2 separate regions of the Mus musculus genome follow, and region 2 is linked to region 1. The links are chromatin loops, found by intact Hi-C in ENCODE. Cell type or tissue: left cerebral cortex. All regions are shown on one strand.

Region 1 (8,000 bases):
TGTTAGCACACTCTACAATTGAATTCAAGTGTTCATTTGGCGTAATGCTTATCTGTTTAATATAATCTGGTTGTCTTCGGTTTAAACAGAAGCAATAACATTAAGTACAATAAAAGATGTTAAATTAATAGAAGACAGGGAAATGCCTTTCAATCAAGAGAGTATGCTGGTATCAGAATCTGTATCGAAAATCCTGGGTGATTTAAGAAAACAAGAGAGGAGAGAATATAAAATGCTGCTTTCCTTTCCAGGAGATGAATCATTAAATCTGTCTACCTGAACCCTTAAAACATTTCCAATGATTTGATCTGCTTATCAAATAATTCCTCTAAAAGCAATCAATACAAAATTCACAATGTTTCCTCTCTATTTCTGTTCAAAGGTAACTTGACAAAATCCAACATGTTAAAAAAGTGCCATGGGTATATTTGAGGGGGAGAAAAGGATACTCAGGTATAAAGAGAATTAAATCCATTCCTCAGTTAAGAAAACAACCCGATCCACAGATATTTTACATAGAACCATCATGTACTTATTGTATACCATATAGATTGTTTTAATTTTAACATCGCTTTCCTCCACTATTGCTGGTCTATATGGACATATGTTAATGATAAGACACCCACTGAGACAGATCATCCTGTCAATGTTCTGCTGCCTCCCCTCTATGAACGATTTTTAGTATTGCCCGAGGAGGGAGGGAGATCATAACATCATTACATCATTTTTCTTGTTCTTGCCTCTATCATAGCTTGCTGAGAAACATTCAACCTGTTACCATGGTCCATAATTTAAGATTTTATTTAGTGTAATGAGTGTCATTTGTCTACTTAAAATGACTGAACTACTCTTTTCTTTGCTTAAGAAGAATATTTGACTTGTACAATCAAAAGATGTGAGAATAAGAGATTTATTCAGAAAATAAAGCAGTCCCCTGAAATGTCTAGTGTAGTATAGACAGGAAATGGTAGGGAAATTTACCCTTTAAAATCTCTAATAAACTCCTAAGTTATTTGTGCAATGACAAATAATGTTGGTGTTTTTATTTTAAAAGCTTAGTATTATAGTGATGCTGATTTTTATGTTTCTCTTCAAATGCCATTATCAATGAGAGCATAAGCTTTGAAGATTATTAGCTTATCTTTTATCTTTATTGCATATAGAAAACATTTACATACTTAGTCGTTGTATACAGGTGGATCTGTGTACAGCATGTTTACCCAAAGGGGTGTGTGGGTTTCGGTGTGTGTGTATCTGCCTGTGTGTACACATATGTATGTGTGTGTGTATGCTTCTGTGTGTGTATGTGTGTGTATGGTGTGTGTGTGTATATACTTAGAGAAGAGGGCAAGCATACCTGAACATTTTAACATGAGAAAGCCTACACTGAATCTCCACACTACCAGTGACATCATTAAAAACGCAGGTTTAAAACGAGAACAAATTTATATGCATTTAAAATCATCCTTGAAAACATCTCTTTTTAGTAATCCTCATAAATTAATTTCTTTATGTGTATTACGTGCTATGAGTCTTTTAATCTTAAGAAAATGAGTGTTTTCTCTAATGTTACATAAGCCAGTGCACAGACATGACAGCAAACACTGCCTCTACTGGGGTGAAAACAATTTCCTCGGAAGCCCCACTTGATGTATAAAAAAAAATTCTAAAGCTGTTTGAATCATTTGAAATGGGCAGCATTTGTCCAATTTTAATTTAAAAAATTGCCACATATAGACAGATATAACTAGAAAGCTTTAAAAATGAATCTGATATTTAACAATGATATAGGTATAGGTTGATTATAATCAGACATACGAAAAAAAAATCTAATGTCATTAAATAACCCCCCCAAATCAGTGAACCTTTGCTCCTTATAAATTAAAACAACACTGCATCCAGAAAAATAAATAAATTCAATGAATACCAACCATATTATACTACATGCTGTTGCTCTTTGTTCTATCAGATGGCTATGCAAAGGTATTGATAATGGTTACATCATCAAAATTTTAACTGCAACTTGTGCACCAACTGTGTTTGTACCTGAAATCTGGAATCTCGGAGCTTGGCTTGACAACCATGAAAACATGAAATAAATGAAGTCTAACAAAGACTGGACTAAAGATTAGTTCGACACACTGTACATATCAATATCAGAATATGCGTTTAGGTATTATACCTAGAAGATGTTCAAATAGTAAGGATCACAATTGGCATTACAGCAAGTGAAGACCAGAGGAAAAAGGAAGGGAGAAATGCCTTCCAAGAGGGAAAGATTCATTAGTCTCTCTGGCAAGTGTCTAAAGCAAACAAGGAAAGCACAAAATAATCACCTAGTTACAAATAAACCTGTTTTAAAGCACAGTACCTTTCTGTGTCTGTCCTTCTTCCATATTCTCTTCCATGGCTACCTTTCTTCAGGAGAATCTGGCGCACGGTATTAGTCAAAAGCTCAATTAGATGTCAAAAAAGCGTGTGCCTTTTTTCCCTGGGCAGCTCCAGCAGCAGTGGCTTGGGCAAGTCCTTGGAGCTTAGCTGAGGCTCCCTCGCGCCTCTTGTTTGCTTAGAGACTGGCTGTCAAGTGTAATTTCATTCAAATTACTCTTCCGTGAAGATTATCAATTTTTCTTCTCAAAGCTGCCCATTGTGTGTGCCACAGTAAGCAGGTACTCAAACAAACAGCCGGATAATTTTGGGAGGGGGAGTGGAAAGGGGTCTGGATTCTAGGAGCAGAGACACTGTGATTCACAAGCCTCGCTTTGCATTTAAAATGGGGGAAAGAAATTGAGGTTTGTGCTGAAATCTCGGCTTTAAACTGGAAGCAGGCTGAACTGTGAACAGACAGAGGGGTGTCCTCCTAGCATGAAGCGGACCACCAACCCATAATTCCCCCCTTTGCCACCACAGTGGGAAAGCCCGAATTCTCGTCGTGTCTTTCTGCTGCAGTAGTTTTTTCTCACCCAGTCAGATTCATTACAAAAATGCCCTTTCCTTTTACCTCCTCACCAAGTGTCTAGTTAATTTGATTTAAAGGTGCCAAGGAGGGATGTAATTAGACTATCTCGAGGCTGGTCTGTTAAAGCTTATTATTAAGATAGGACCTTTATTTCACGTCTTTCAGAATCAAGGAGAAATAAAAACATGGTTTTCAAAGAAATAAGTATAAATCTTTTGTTGTAATAAGTATTTTATTAAGTGGCGTAGGACCTTTACAGGTAAAGAGAAAAAGAATCGATGTCTTTGTAAATTATGATTAGTTTAGCCCACAAAAGCTGCCAATTCCGAGTGGGAATTTTGTGAAGGGAAAAATTCTAAGGGTGATTATTGGAGAATGGGGGCGACAAAAAGAACGAAAGGATTCTGGATAGGGAACAACAGGATAGCATTTTACAATGGGAATCTGCACTCTGATTAGGAATGCAAATCACAATGCTGCAGTCTGGCAATAAATTAGCAGTCGTGCTCAACCTATTGAGTGACAGGACACAAGTAGAGTCGCAATACTTCACAAAAGGTACAGGAAGAACATAAACACTGTCTGTCAAGGCTGTGTCAAGCTTTCCTAGAGTATAAAGGAAGACTCTCTTGCCTATGTTCCTCTCGAAACAAACATGCATATGGAAACACACAGAGCTGAATAAGCTCTTGCCCTTGATGGAAAAAAAAATGCATATCCCCGTTATCCATATAATATGCTTGCGTTATACGAAAATTTTCACATAGGTTGTAAGACATGTCAGCAGCATTTTTTCACACCACACTTTTAACTGTAAAATCACTTATATATTTCAAGGAAAAATGATCTGACAATGCTCCAGTTTATTTACATAAATGAAGAGCTACTTCTCTCTGATAATCAATATTTCTATTCTTTTCGTCAAATGTGTTTAACCCAAGGGTAACTGCGACTGAAGAATCTCTAGCCACCCAGCATCTATCTCCCTTTCCTCTCTCTCTCTCTCTCTCTCTCTCTCTCTCTCTCTCTCTCTCGTCTCTTTCCCCATATATATATATTTGTATTCAAGGATTTTTAAGACAGTTGCTTGTTCAGTCCAGATTGAAAGAGAAGCCATAGGGCAATCAAAGAAGCCAAAACATAGCAGTCTTTGTGTTTCAGCCCATCTCTCTGCTGACATATCCTGGCATACACTCAGAACAGAGTGGAGCCTCCATCCTTGTTTACCTGCTTCATTCATCTTACGACACAGAAATAATCAGTGTAGCAAATAATTAACAGCAGCACACACACAAATGATAACACTATATTATATTTTTTGGTATTTTATAAACTTTAAGTGAGTTACTTAAGGAAAACAGGGAAATATATATATATATATATATATATATATATATATATATATATATATATTAGCCTGTATGTTGGAATATTCGTCTGCTACTCAAGCATATGCAGGGTCTGGGATTGTAAATGAAGAAGAAACTCTTAGAGCAAACATCATAAGCTGATTCTTTGTCTAGGACTCTGACTTCTAAAACTCTTCTACCTTTCTACTCCAATACATCACTGGTCCCTTCACTGTCACCCTCAGTTTACAATATTTGCTGGACAAGATCAATAGAAAGATGTGATTACAACTTCTTTTGTACTCTGGAAACTTCAAGGGAACAATATATTTGTATAATAACCAACTTATTGTCAGAATGGTTTTCTTTATAAAACAAAAGCAACTCATTATTTGTTTTATTTTATTTTTTCTGATAAGAATCCCTTTTAAGGAAATAATTTGTTTATAGGTCATATGCAAGTGAAGTGCTTCATTCTCAAGACACAGTGTTCTGTTGACGCCCCGTTCCCCAACATCCTAGATGTTTCCCACACCATCCACTCTACAGTATTCACAACTCTAGGTGGAAAATAGATATTTGTGTGGTTATTTTGTGTCAGATGTCCCCATTATTTCCCATTCCCATGTCCGATTCCTTTACTAATTAAGAAGTTCATTTCCCAAACCGTCCTTGGTTTTAAAATATTCAGAGCATCATCCTTTCATATTGAAGATAATGGAGAGCTTCCAAAATGATGAGAAGAAACGCATACATACATATTCTTACATCAACAACCTGTAAACAAGCTAAGATTCATTTTTTTGATATATACACAAATATGAGCCATTTTGAAGTCTACACTCCTGTGGGTTTTCAGTATATTCACATTTATCTAGCATTGTTTCCACTACCCCACTCTGAAACACTTTAAATCTCCCAAATTCCCCATCTTTCTTTTCCCATTTGACAGCTGGGATTGATGTTGCTGGTTGACATTTTTAGGATATTTGCAAAATCTTTTGTCGTTTGAATAAAAAACTTAAATATCTAGTTATGTGAAAAGTAGTTCATGAGATGTTCATGAGAAAACCTTATAGAAAACTGATTTTAATGAACTCTAAATATAAAACATTAACCTTAGTAACTGCCAATGATCTTCACTCTGTATTTCGATTGTAGTATGTTTGAATGAGAATGGTGTCAGTAGGATTATATATTTGAAATCTTGGTCCCAAATTGGTGGAACTCTTTAAGGAGGATTAGAGGTGTGGCCTTGTTGGTGAAGTTATGTTATTGAGGGAAGACTGTGAAAGCTCAAAAGCCCACACCATTCCCTGTTAGCTCTTCTAGACTCATGCCTGGTTATCAAGATGTAAGTTCTCAGTTACCACTCCGGACAATGCCCGCATGTATGCTGCCACAGCCCCCACCATGATTGGTGTGACCTCTAACATTCTCAAACCAAATGCCTCAAATTAAACATTTTCTTTCATAACTTGCTTTAGCCAAGGTGTTTTAACAAAGCAATAGAAAAGTAACTACAATGATCATTAAAATACACAAGTTATAGTGATATAGTGCCTCATCAAATATTTTTTTCAATTATTTTCATTGTATTTGCCCTGACTCTAGTTCTACTTGTGGTGTTTTAAATACATAAATGGACACCTAAAAACTATTACCACTAATGTTAAAGAAGATTATTCTTTGAAATAATATTTGAGATGTATTAATGATGTATATTATTTTTCCCATGTGGACTAAAAGATAGCTTACTTACACAGTCTAAAATTGTAAGTCCTTCTCATTTTTCCTAACTTTGGTTTAAATACATCTCCATTTTAAGACATGCTATCAATTGAGAAAATATCTACATATCCCTCAACTGTATAATGTACTTATCTTTATATTCAACTATATTCTTAGAAACAACTAGAATTATGACCTATTAGTTACTACAAAGCATATGTAGAAAGAATATAAGAAAAATGACAGAAACTTTTTATGGGTTCTGAGTCATAGAGTAAATAGGACATGTGAAAAATATGATTGTGTGGACTAAGTATAGTGTATAGAACCAAGAGTCATGACCAATTTAAAATTTTCTTTTTATCTTGAAATCTTTCAAAGTTAGACAAAGCATCATCTCATGAATGAAATATTTAGATTGCCACTTTTGCTATATTTAGAAAAAGAAATAAAACACAAATTGACTACTGCCTTAGAGTAGAGGTTGAAAATTTAAGACAGCACTCAATACCCAAACTCTCTGGTGAGAGCTGGTCTCCCAGGAGTGCAGACATGCCTGTGAACACAGGTAAGACCACCAATTCTGCTCTGAGTGACCTACCCAGAACCCTCAGGACATAGGATCCAAGGAGTAGCCCGGGACAGGATCCTTCCAGTTTTAGTCTGTACTGGGAGCTGATCCTGTGACCCAGCTCTCCATACCCAAATACCCCTGGGAGAGAGCTGGTCTGACAAGAGTACCAACACATAGGCTTGCAGGAGGGACAACCCACAGTCAAAGACAGCAAGACCAGCTAATACCACCACCAAAGATAACCAGATGGCAAAAGGCAAGCACAAGAACATTACCAACAAAAACCAAGGCTACAAGAAATCATCAGAACCCAGTTCTCCCACAACAGCAAATACTGGATACCCCAACACACTGGAAAAGCAAGATTTGAATTTAAAAATCACATCTCATGATGCAGATAGCGGACTCTAATAAGGATATAAATAACTCCCCGAAAGAAATACAGGAGAACATAGGTAAACAGCTAGAAGCCTTTAAAGAGGAAACACAAAAATCCCTTAAAGAATTATAGGAAAACAAAAACAAACAGGTGAAGGACTTGAACAAAACCTTTCATAATCAAAAAAATGGAAATAGAAACATTAAAGAAATCACAAAGGGAGACAAGCCTGGAGATAGAAAACCTGAGAAAGAGATCAGGAGTCAAAGAGGCAAGAATCACCAACAGAATACAAGAGATATGTACTGGCTAGTTTTGTGTCAACTTGACATAGCTGGAGTTATCACAGAGAAAGGAGCTTCAGTTGAGGAAATGCCTCCATGAGATCCAACTGTAAGGAATTTTCTCAATTAGTGATCACGGGGAAAGGCCCCTTGTGGGTGGGACCTCTCTGGGCTGGTAGTCTTGGTTCTATGAGAGGGTAGGCTGAGCAAGCCAGGGGAATCAAGCCAGTAAGGAACATCCCTCCATGGCTTGTGCATCAGCTCCTGCTTTCTGACCTGCTTGAGTTCCAGTCCTGCATCCTTTGGTGATCAACAGCAATATGGAAAAGTAAGCTGAATAAACCCTTACCTCCCCAACTTGATTCTTGTTCATGATGTTTGTGCAGGAATAGAAACCCTGACTAAGATAAGATAGAAGAGAAAAACTTGGGTTAAGAAGATACATTAGAAAATATTAACACAAGAGTCAAAGAAAATGCAAAATTCAAAAAGCTCCTAAGCCAAAACATTCAGGAAATCCAGGACAAAATGAGAAGACCAAACCTATGGATCACAGGTATAGAAGAGAGTGAAGATTTCCAACTTAAAAGGCCAGTAAATATCTTCAACAAAATTATAGAAGAAAACGTCCCTAACCTAAAGAAAGAGATGCCCATAAACATACAAGAGGCCTACAGAACTCCAAATAGATTGGACCAGAAAAGAAATTCCTCCTGTCATATAA
Region 2 (8,000 bases), 220 kb after region 1:
CAATTTTCAAGTTGTCAAAACAATATTTTAATTCTTCTCGCTGCAATACAAAATACATTTTGTAACATGAAAGAAATTGTCTTTGCATTGAGTGGAAAGTGTAACATTAGAATCTCACAAAGCTAAAGGTCTATGTTTTCACAAAGACAGTCAAAATGTACAAAGAATTGGGGTGATGTTTGAAGAAAATAAAAAAAGTGGTGGTATAGATCCTAGAGGACCGAAAGTTATTGGTGATAGTATCAAGCAAGGAGATAGCCAGATTGTTATGCCCAGATCTTGAGATTCCCACAGACCACCAGAGACCACAAAGAATCCAACTCATATGCAAAAGCAAAGCATCTTTATTCAGGCTCAATCTCTGACCCTCCAACCTCTCCAACACAGTGGACAGGTATGGAAGGGTCCAAGCTGGTGAAGCTTTGCCTTTTTATCACAGTTATAGCAGGGTAGGGGGCTTTCCAACTTACCGGTTGCATGATTGCTTAACTTGAGTAATCTATTCCAAAACATCTGGAACCTTGGATACTTTCCTCTTAGGAGCTGATTGATTGTTACTAAGGGTGGAATGGTTGTTTTTTAGGAAAGTTATGGTTATTGCCGTATGGTGTCTTGGTTCCCTGAACAAATTATGCTTTTTCCAGTAACTGAGTTTAGCCTAAGGAAAAGCTTGAACATGGGATGAAATCTAAATACAAAATGGAATTTGTAATGTTAGGTTGGGCCGTTCACAGATTACTATGATATTTTTGGTTCTGATTTTCTAGTCAACAATATATACTGTAGGTAATATAGTTGGTCTATAGTTTGAACACATGTTGGAAAGAATTGGTCATTTAGAAGGCTTCCAAGGTTAAGGCAGGCCTGCATTCTAGTCCGGTTTAGTTTTATTAGAAGTGCTGACTCGAGAGCATCAATGTGAGACGAGGCCCTTGGTCCTATGAAGGCTCGATGGCCCTGTGTAAGGGAATGTGATGGCAGAGAGGAGGGAGTGGATGGATGGGTGGGGGCACACCCTCATAGAAGCAGGATGAAGGGGGATGGGATAGAGGGTTTCTGGGGGGAAATGGGGAAAGGGATAACATTTGAAATGTAAATAAATAAAATTCCCAATTAAAAAAAAGGAAGTGCTGATTCAAATCTTCTTAGCGATGACATATTTTCACTAGATTCCCATTTTTATTCAATACTTTTACTTCCAAGGAAAAGTCTTCTTCCTCATTCAGAGTTATCAGTGACTATGTATCTCTAGCTGATTGGCAATATTTGGATGATGGCTCTGTGTTACCAATGATTTTGCTATGATTTACATAGACAAACTAAAGAGTTTTGGGTAGAGAAGGGAGGCTGGAACAGAGATGGCAATATCCTGTTAGCTGTCTATTTAATAGGAAGAGTACTAAGTTCTTAAGAGTAGTTAGTAGAGTTACTTCCTGCTTGTTCTGAGAGGAGGCGTGGGCAGTAATTAGGGAAAAAGTTGGTAACATTTCCAAGATGTTCAGAAAACCAAAACAGAACCTACTGAATTTTTATTTGTTTGTTTTTTATTTTGTTATTATTTTTTTACAAAGACTTTAAGCCTTTCAATTGAACACAATGGTATTTATTGGCTAGACGTGGCCTGACATTTTGGTAATGATAATTTAAGTTGTGCAGATTGAGCTAATTAACACCTGTCTCTGGAGTATGCTTGTTCCTCCTGTTTATTTTCTTAGTGACTCATGACAAAAAAGAGAGATGCATACCTAAAAGACACTACCAGAAGACTGTGAAAGTCACAGACCTAGATATTATATTTCTATTGTGAACTTGAAATAGCAGAAATTTGCACTAAGAAACTATGTCAGAGCAGACCCTCCCTTTACTCTTCCTGCTTTCTTCTGATATCATAGCTCAGAAAGCTGGTATTTTAGAATGTCTTTTTTCTTTTTTTCTTTTTAATTTAGGATACATTCTTTGGTAACCAGACAAAGATGTATTCTGAGACAAAAATGAGCTTTCTGGGTAAGAGGATGAGTCCTTGGATAGTAAGCAGAGAGTCTAAAGGAAGTCTCTTGGTCACTGTTCTATTGTTGTGAAGATACATCATGATGTCAGCAACTCTTATAAAAGAAAGCATTTAATTGGTCCTTGCTTACAATTTCAGAGGTTTAGTCCATTATCGTCATGGTGGAGACCATGGTGGCATGCAGGAAAACATGTGCTGAAGAAGTCGTTGAGAGTTCAACATCTGGATCCCCAAGCAGTAGGAAAAGTAAGATACTGTGCCTGGCTTGAGTTTTTAAAACCTCACAGGCCATTTCCAATGACACACTTCCTCTAAACAATGCCACACCCCACACCGACTTTAACAAGGCCATATCTCCCAATCCCTCTCAAGTAACACCATCCCCTGATGAGGAAGAAGCATTTAAATATTTAACCCTGTAGGGGCCATTTTTATTCAAACAATGACAAGAAGGAAATAATTTTACAAAGTGAAATTATTGATGGAAAAATATCAAGATTAGGTATTTCTGAGTTCCCTCTAGGCAAAGCCCTAACATTGCAAAAAACAATAATTAAAAAAAAAATTAACTTAGTGGTTTTGGTACTTGTAATATGAATGGGAATGGAATACATATTTTTCATTTAGTGTGAAATTCTTCACAATTACATCAAGTTCTTTTATTATAGTAGCCCTTTGGAGAAGTCTGATGCATCATTTAGCACTAGGTGCCACAAGGGTAGAATATGAAGGGACTGTAAATTCACCTTTTCTGTGGATATTCTGTACTTACTCATTACTGCAGCTTTGGCAGACGGAAAAGCATCCCACTAGAGTAATTCTGAATATTTGTCTAGCCATCAGTGACAATGGAGTGGTACAGGAGGGAATAAGAACTGCCAGGTAGTCAAAAGCCGGACTCAGAAATAACCTACTGCTTTACTTAAAACATAAGGCAAGGTGACCTCTTATAGAAGGAGGACCAATGCTTGGAATTTCCTGGGTTATTAATTCGATTGGTTTTAATAATTACACTATGGATTCGAGGTTGGGAAAATCAACAATTTAGAACTGTATGCCAAGTGATGGAATGAATGGGTTAAATAGGGAGTATGGCTGGCAGAGCTTCCCTTTCCAGAACATTCACAGCAGAAATCTGCCTCTGTGCTAAAACTGCTGAGGAGGCAATAGTGTCATCTAGTGGCAAATTTAGAATGGTTTCACATTTTAAAAAAATTAGAAAGGCTAGAGTTGCCTTAGAAAAGACATTTACAAATTTGTTCAGATGATATCTGTTTTAAGCTCCATACTTTGACCAGGCAACGAATAACCATATTTTTTACTATTAAGAACTTAATTCTTTTCCCACAAGAGAGACAAACTCATCATATACCATACCCTGTTTCTAGTACCTTTCTTTAACAAAAAGTATCTGCTAGAAACCACATTACTATCAACAATAGAAAATTTGAAATAACAGCAGGTAATGAATAGACCAAAATCCTCTTTTAATACATTAGTAACTGTTGAATGATTCTACTTTATAATCATGACCATATTTTATTTTGTACCCAGCCTCAAGCTATTTCAAGCTTTTCATCTGTTAGGAATGTTTGTCCTTGAAGGAACTTACATTTCATGTTGCTGTCAAGGCTTGACTGTGAAATATGCCTCCACAGATTTCTGTTTTAAAATGTTGATCTCTGACTGGTGGCTTTGTTTTGGAAGATTGTAGTAAATGTGGCAGGTGGGACCTATCTGGAGGATATGGAGGTATATCACTGTGGAATGAGACTTGAGAGTTTAGAATATAGTCCTGCCGCTGGTCTGATCTACTCAGATGTAAGTGAGTGGTCACCACATCCCCTGCCTGATCCTTTCACACTGCGAGCCAGAACAGAACTTTCCTCTTCATATTCCTTTCCCAGAATTTTAAATTCATTTCTAGTTTCTTGTTAAAAAAAAAAACCTAGCATTGTATTGGAATCAAATAGTTAATCAAACAGAATAGAGATCCCATATATAAACACTTGCAGCTACATGCAACTGATTTTTGATATGTTTTGGATTATTCACCAGAGAAGACTGTTTTGACATGAGTTTAAACCAACAGAAAATTTTAATATCCAACTTACAGACTATACTTGTTAGTATTTCCTCTAGGTTTTACTCAACAGTTACCTAGCAACCTCCCAGTACAGCCTGGCTCCAGTATAAGACTGTTTGGGTCTCTGTTCGCTGTTTAGGTCTCTCTCTCTCTCTCTCTCTCTCTCTCTCTCTCTCTCTCTCTCTCTCTCTCTCTCTCTCTCTCTCTCTCTCCTCCTCCTCCTCCTCCTCCTCCTCCTCCTCCTCCTCCTCCTCCTCTCCTCTCCTCTCCTCTCTCTCCTCTCTCTCCCCTCCTTCCTTCCCTCCTTCCTCTCTCTCTCTCCCCCCCTCTCTTTCCCTCCATTCCTCCCTCCTTCTCTCCATCTTCTTCCTCTCTCCCCTGTTTCCTGTGTTCCCAACTTGCCTCTTCCCTTCTTTCTCTCTCCTCACTCTTTCTGTACTTCTCTGTCTCCTTTCTTTCCCTGCCTCAACCCCCTTCCCCAGACCCCTTTCTCAAATGCCAAATAAATTTCCTTTTATACTAGACCCATCATTCTATGGCTAGTATCCCAGGGAGGGTGCCTCAGCATGGGCCCACTAAGGCACCCATTCCCACCCCATTGACAAGTCTGCCTGCCACTCAGACTTACTTTCTAGCCACCAGATCAAAACACTGGTGAATTGGTAAGTGCACCTCCCCCTTCAGGCATAAATGGTCCCTAGTCCCAAGGGAATGACTATTGAGCTCTAAGCATCCCTATGGTGTCCTTCAGGACAGAGGAATCCTAGCCATGGTCTATGACTGGCCCTTCTCAATGACATCTCCCCTCTCCTTTTGGAGCTCTTCCCTTGGATGAGATTTCTCTCTTATCAAAACAAGGCTCCTCCCTTTTCTCCTGAAGTATATTCTATTGAGTTTTCCATGTTTCTCAGGCATCTACCACAATTGGTACCTGGTTACCACATCATGGTCTGGTAAGCCAACCTGTATCACATGTGTTCTGTTATTATTTTTCTATTCTCAAGATGCTGCAAGCAATAGAATGTAATAAACTTTTTTCTCACCTATGGGTATCATGGTGCCTTCATCCATACCTTCAGCCTCCCCACTGGGATGCCTCCTGTAAAACCTCAAACATCTGAAACTATTTTCCAAACCCATACACTATTACAGTCAAAATTGACCCCAATACCCAATAGATAAAGACTCTAAATGGCTGCCTAATGGCACCTTTGATCCCATTATTTTAAGGAACCTTTATAACTACTGCCATCAACTCAGAAAATTAAAAGTAGGTTTCTTACATGCAGCCTTCACATTTTCTCTTTGTTCCTTCTGATCGCCAATTGAACTCCTCCTAGCTATGAAATCTCAACCAGATGAAACTTCCACTATCCTTGATCCAGCTAATGAACTTCCTCCTTATTGTTCCCAACCCACCTCTACAAGCTCTTCTTCTCTCCTTGCTTCCTCAGTTTACCTTACTGCCTCAGCCTCCTCAGCTTCCTCTCCTCCCCTCTCCCCCCAGCTTCTCCAGACTCGTCCCCTCCCTCTCCAGCTACAGGTCACTCTAGCGATCCTATCCTAGCACCAACTTTCAGCCCTCCAGCCCTCCAACTGCTCATTCAGGACTGCTCAGGACTATTGAAGCTGCTGCTGCTGCTGCTGCTGCTGCTGCTGCTGCTGCTGCTGTTTCTTCTTCTTCTTCTTCTTCTTCTTCTTCTTCTTCTTCTTCTTCTTCTTCTTCTTCTTCTTCTTCTTCTCTTCTTCATCTTCTTCTTCTTCTCCTCCTCCTCCTCCCCTCCTCCTCCTTCCCTCCTCCTCCTCCCCTCCTCCTCTTTCCTCTTCCTCCTCCTCCTTCCTCCTCCTCCTTCTTTCTTTCTTTCTTTCTTTCTTTCTTTCTTTCTTTTTCTCTTTCTTTCCTTCTTTCTTCTTCTTCTTCTTCTTCTTCTTCTTCTTCTTCTTCTTCTTCTTCTCTTCTTCTTCTTCTTCTTCTTCTTCTTCTTCTTCTTCTTCTTCTTCTTCTTCTTCTTCTTCTTCTCCTTCTCCTTCTCCTTCTCCTTCTCCTTCTCCTTCTCCTTCTCCTCCTTCTCCTCCTCCTCCTTCTCCTCCTTCTCCTCCTTCTCCTCCTCCTTCTCCTCCTTCTCCTTCTTCTCCTTCTTTTTCCCCCTTCTCCTCCTCTTCTTCTTCTTTTCCTCCTCCTCTTCCTTCCTCTCTCATCCTCTCTCTCTTTCCCCACTGACCTCTTCCCTTCTTTCTTCTCTCTTTCTGCCCTTCTCTGCCCCATTCCTTTCTCTGCCTCTCCTCCCTTCATCAGACCTCCTTCTCAGGTCCCAAATAAGCTTCCTTTCATACATGTCCTATGGTTGATACCTTTCAGGGGTGCCTCAACATGAGCCTTCTAAGGCACTCCCTCCTGCCTCATCATACCTCATTTTATAAAACATCAACACCGGGTTCTTGGTATCCACATGTTGCCCTGAGCCTCTTTCATGGTGAGCTTTTCTTTCTTTCTTTCTTTCTTTCTTTCTTTCTTTCTTTCTTTCTTTCTTTCTTTCTTTCTTTCTTTCTTTCTTGTTTATTTATTTTTATTGGATATTTTTTTATTTACATTTCAAATGCAAACCCCTATCCCATACTCCCTCCTCCTTTTTCTATGTGGGTGTTCCTCCACTCACCCACTCACCCTTACCTCCCCATTCTTGATTCCCCTACACTGGAGCATCTAACAAGCATTCATAGGACCATGGGCCTCTCCTCCCAGTGATGCCTGACAAGGCCATCTACTGCTACATATGCAGATAGAGTCATGTGTACTCCTTGGTTGATGGCTTAGTCCCTGGGAGTTCTGGGAAGTCTAGTTGGTTGATATTGTTGTTCTTCCTATGGGTTGCAAACCCCTTCCACCCCTTCAGTCCTTTCTGTATTGGGGACCCCATGTTCAGTCTACAAATGCTATGAGCATTCATCTCTGTATTTTTTTAAGGCTCTGGCAGGGCATCTCAGGAGACAGCTATATCAGGCTCCTGTCAGCATGTACTTCTTGGCATCCATAATAGTGTCTGGATTTGGTAACTGTATATGGGATGAATCCCCAGGTGGGACAGTCTCTGGCTGGCCTTTTCTTCGGTCTCTGCTCTATACATTATCTCCATGTTTGCTCCTGTGAGATTTTGTTTTCCTTCTAACAAGGACAGAAGCATCTATATTTTGGTCTTTCTTCTTTTTGAGCTTCATGTGGCCTGTGAATTGTATCTTGAGTATTTGGAGCTTTGAGGCTAATATACACGTATCAGTGAATGCATACCATGTGTATTCTTTTGTTGGAGATCTGAAGGCTCCTTTTTCATCTTTGCTGACTGCAACAAACTTCTTTCTCTTGGGCTGGTTCCACTCCAAGTTAGCAGCTTTCCTCAGCAGATATCCCACAGCTCTGGCATCTGGAACATCTTGGGGTCCCCAGGTGAACTTCAACATTACAGCTTCTTCTTCCATTGTCTGGGATCAATACATGATCTTCTGGGATCCTCTAAAGAGCTTAGGTCACTTCTCTAGCTCTCCCCTCTGTAGTATCCTAAGCTCGGGTGATTTAGTTCACTGCTTGGTGATCATCCTAAAGTACTGGCATCTCTAACACACTGGGGGCTTCAACTGCAGCAATGCTTCACCAATACCCTCTCATAGGCTCTTTTCATGGTGGCAAGCCTCAAATCCTTTGCATGACCCCTTCAGTCCCAGGATGTCAGCTGCAACTGAGGCTGAACTTTTACCAGTGGCCTTCCATGGCCTCTCACAGTGCTAAGCCTCAGATGCTTTCATGACCCCTTCATGCCTTCAAAACCAGTACTACCTGGGTGATTCTTACACATTACCACATCTAGCTGCAGCATGGGGGTACAAGCTTGGCTATCTCTAGAACACAGCTTC

Evidence for each region. Peaks named below come from ENCODE experiments on the same cell type or tissue, not always from the same donor. Only the 100,000 strongest peaks of a DNase experiment are listed, where the experiment ranks them.
Region 2: a loop joins it to region 1, with 4 times the contacts of the local background. A loop is called at or near these places in 6 of 42 quality-filtered maps.

What each region holds. Positions count from the first base shown.
Region 1 is chr8:54,949,687-54,957,686 of GRCm38, reverse strand. Gpm6a (glycoprotein m6a) reads right to left here and starts at 2,959. Exons shown (of 7, transcript NM_153581.6): 1 at 2,372-2,959. The coding sequence starts at 2,408. In left cerebral cortex, a CTCF peak has its summit at 1,611; DNase peaks (open chromatin) are centred at 2,115, 2,560, 2,806, 3,488 and 3 more places; H3K4me3 peaks cover 3,928 bases; H3K27ac peaks cover 4,287 bases.
Region 2 is chr8:54,732,006-54,740,005 of GRCm38, reverse strand. No RefSeq gene overlaps it. Among named protein-coding and RNA genes, the nearest start is that of Wdr17, 12 kb to the right of the region's middle. In left cerebral cortex, a CTCF peak has its summit at 3,186 (motif pointing left); DNase peaks (open chromatin) are centred at 3,133 and 3,721.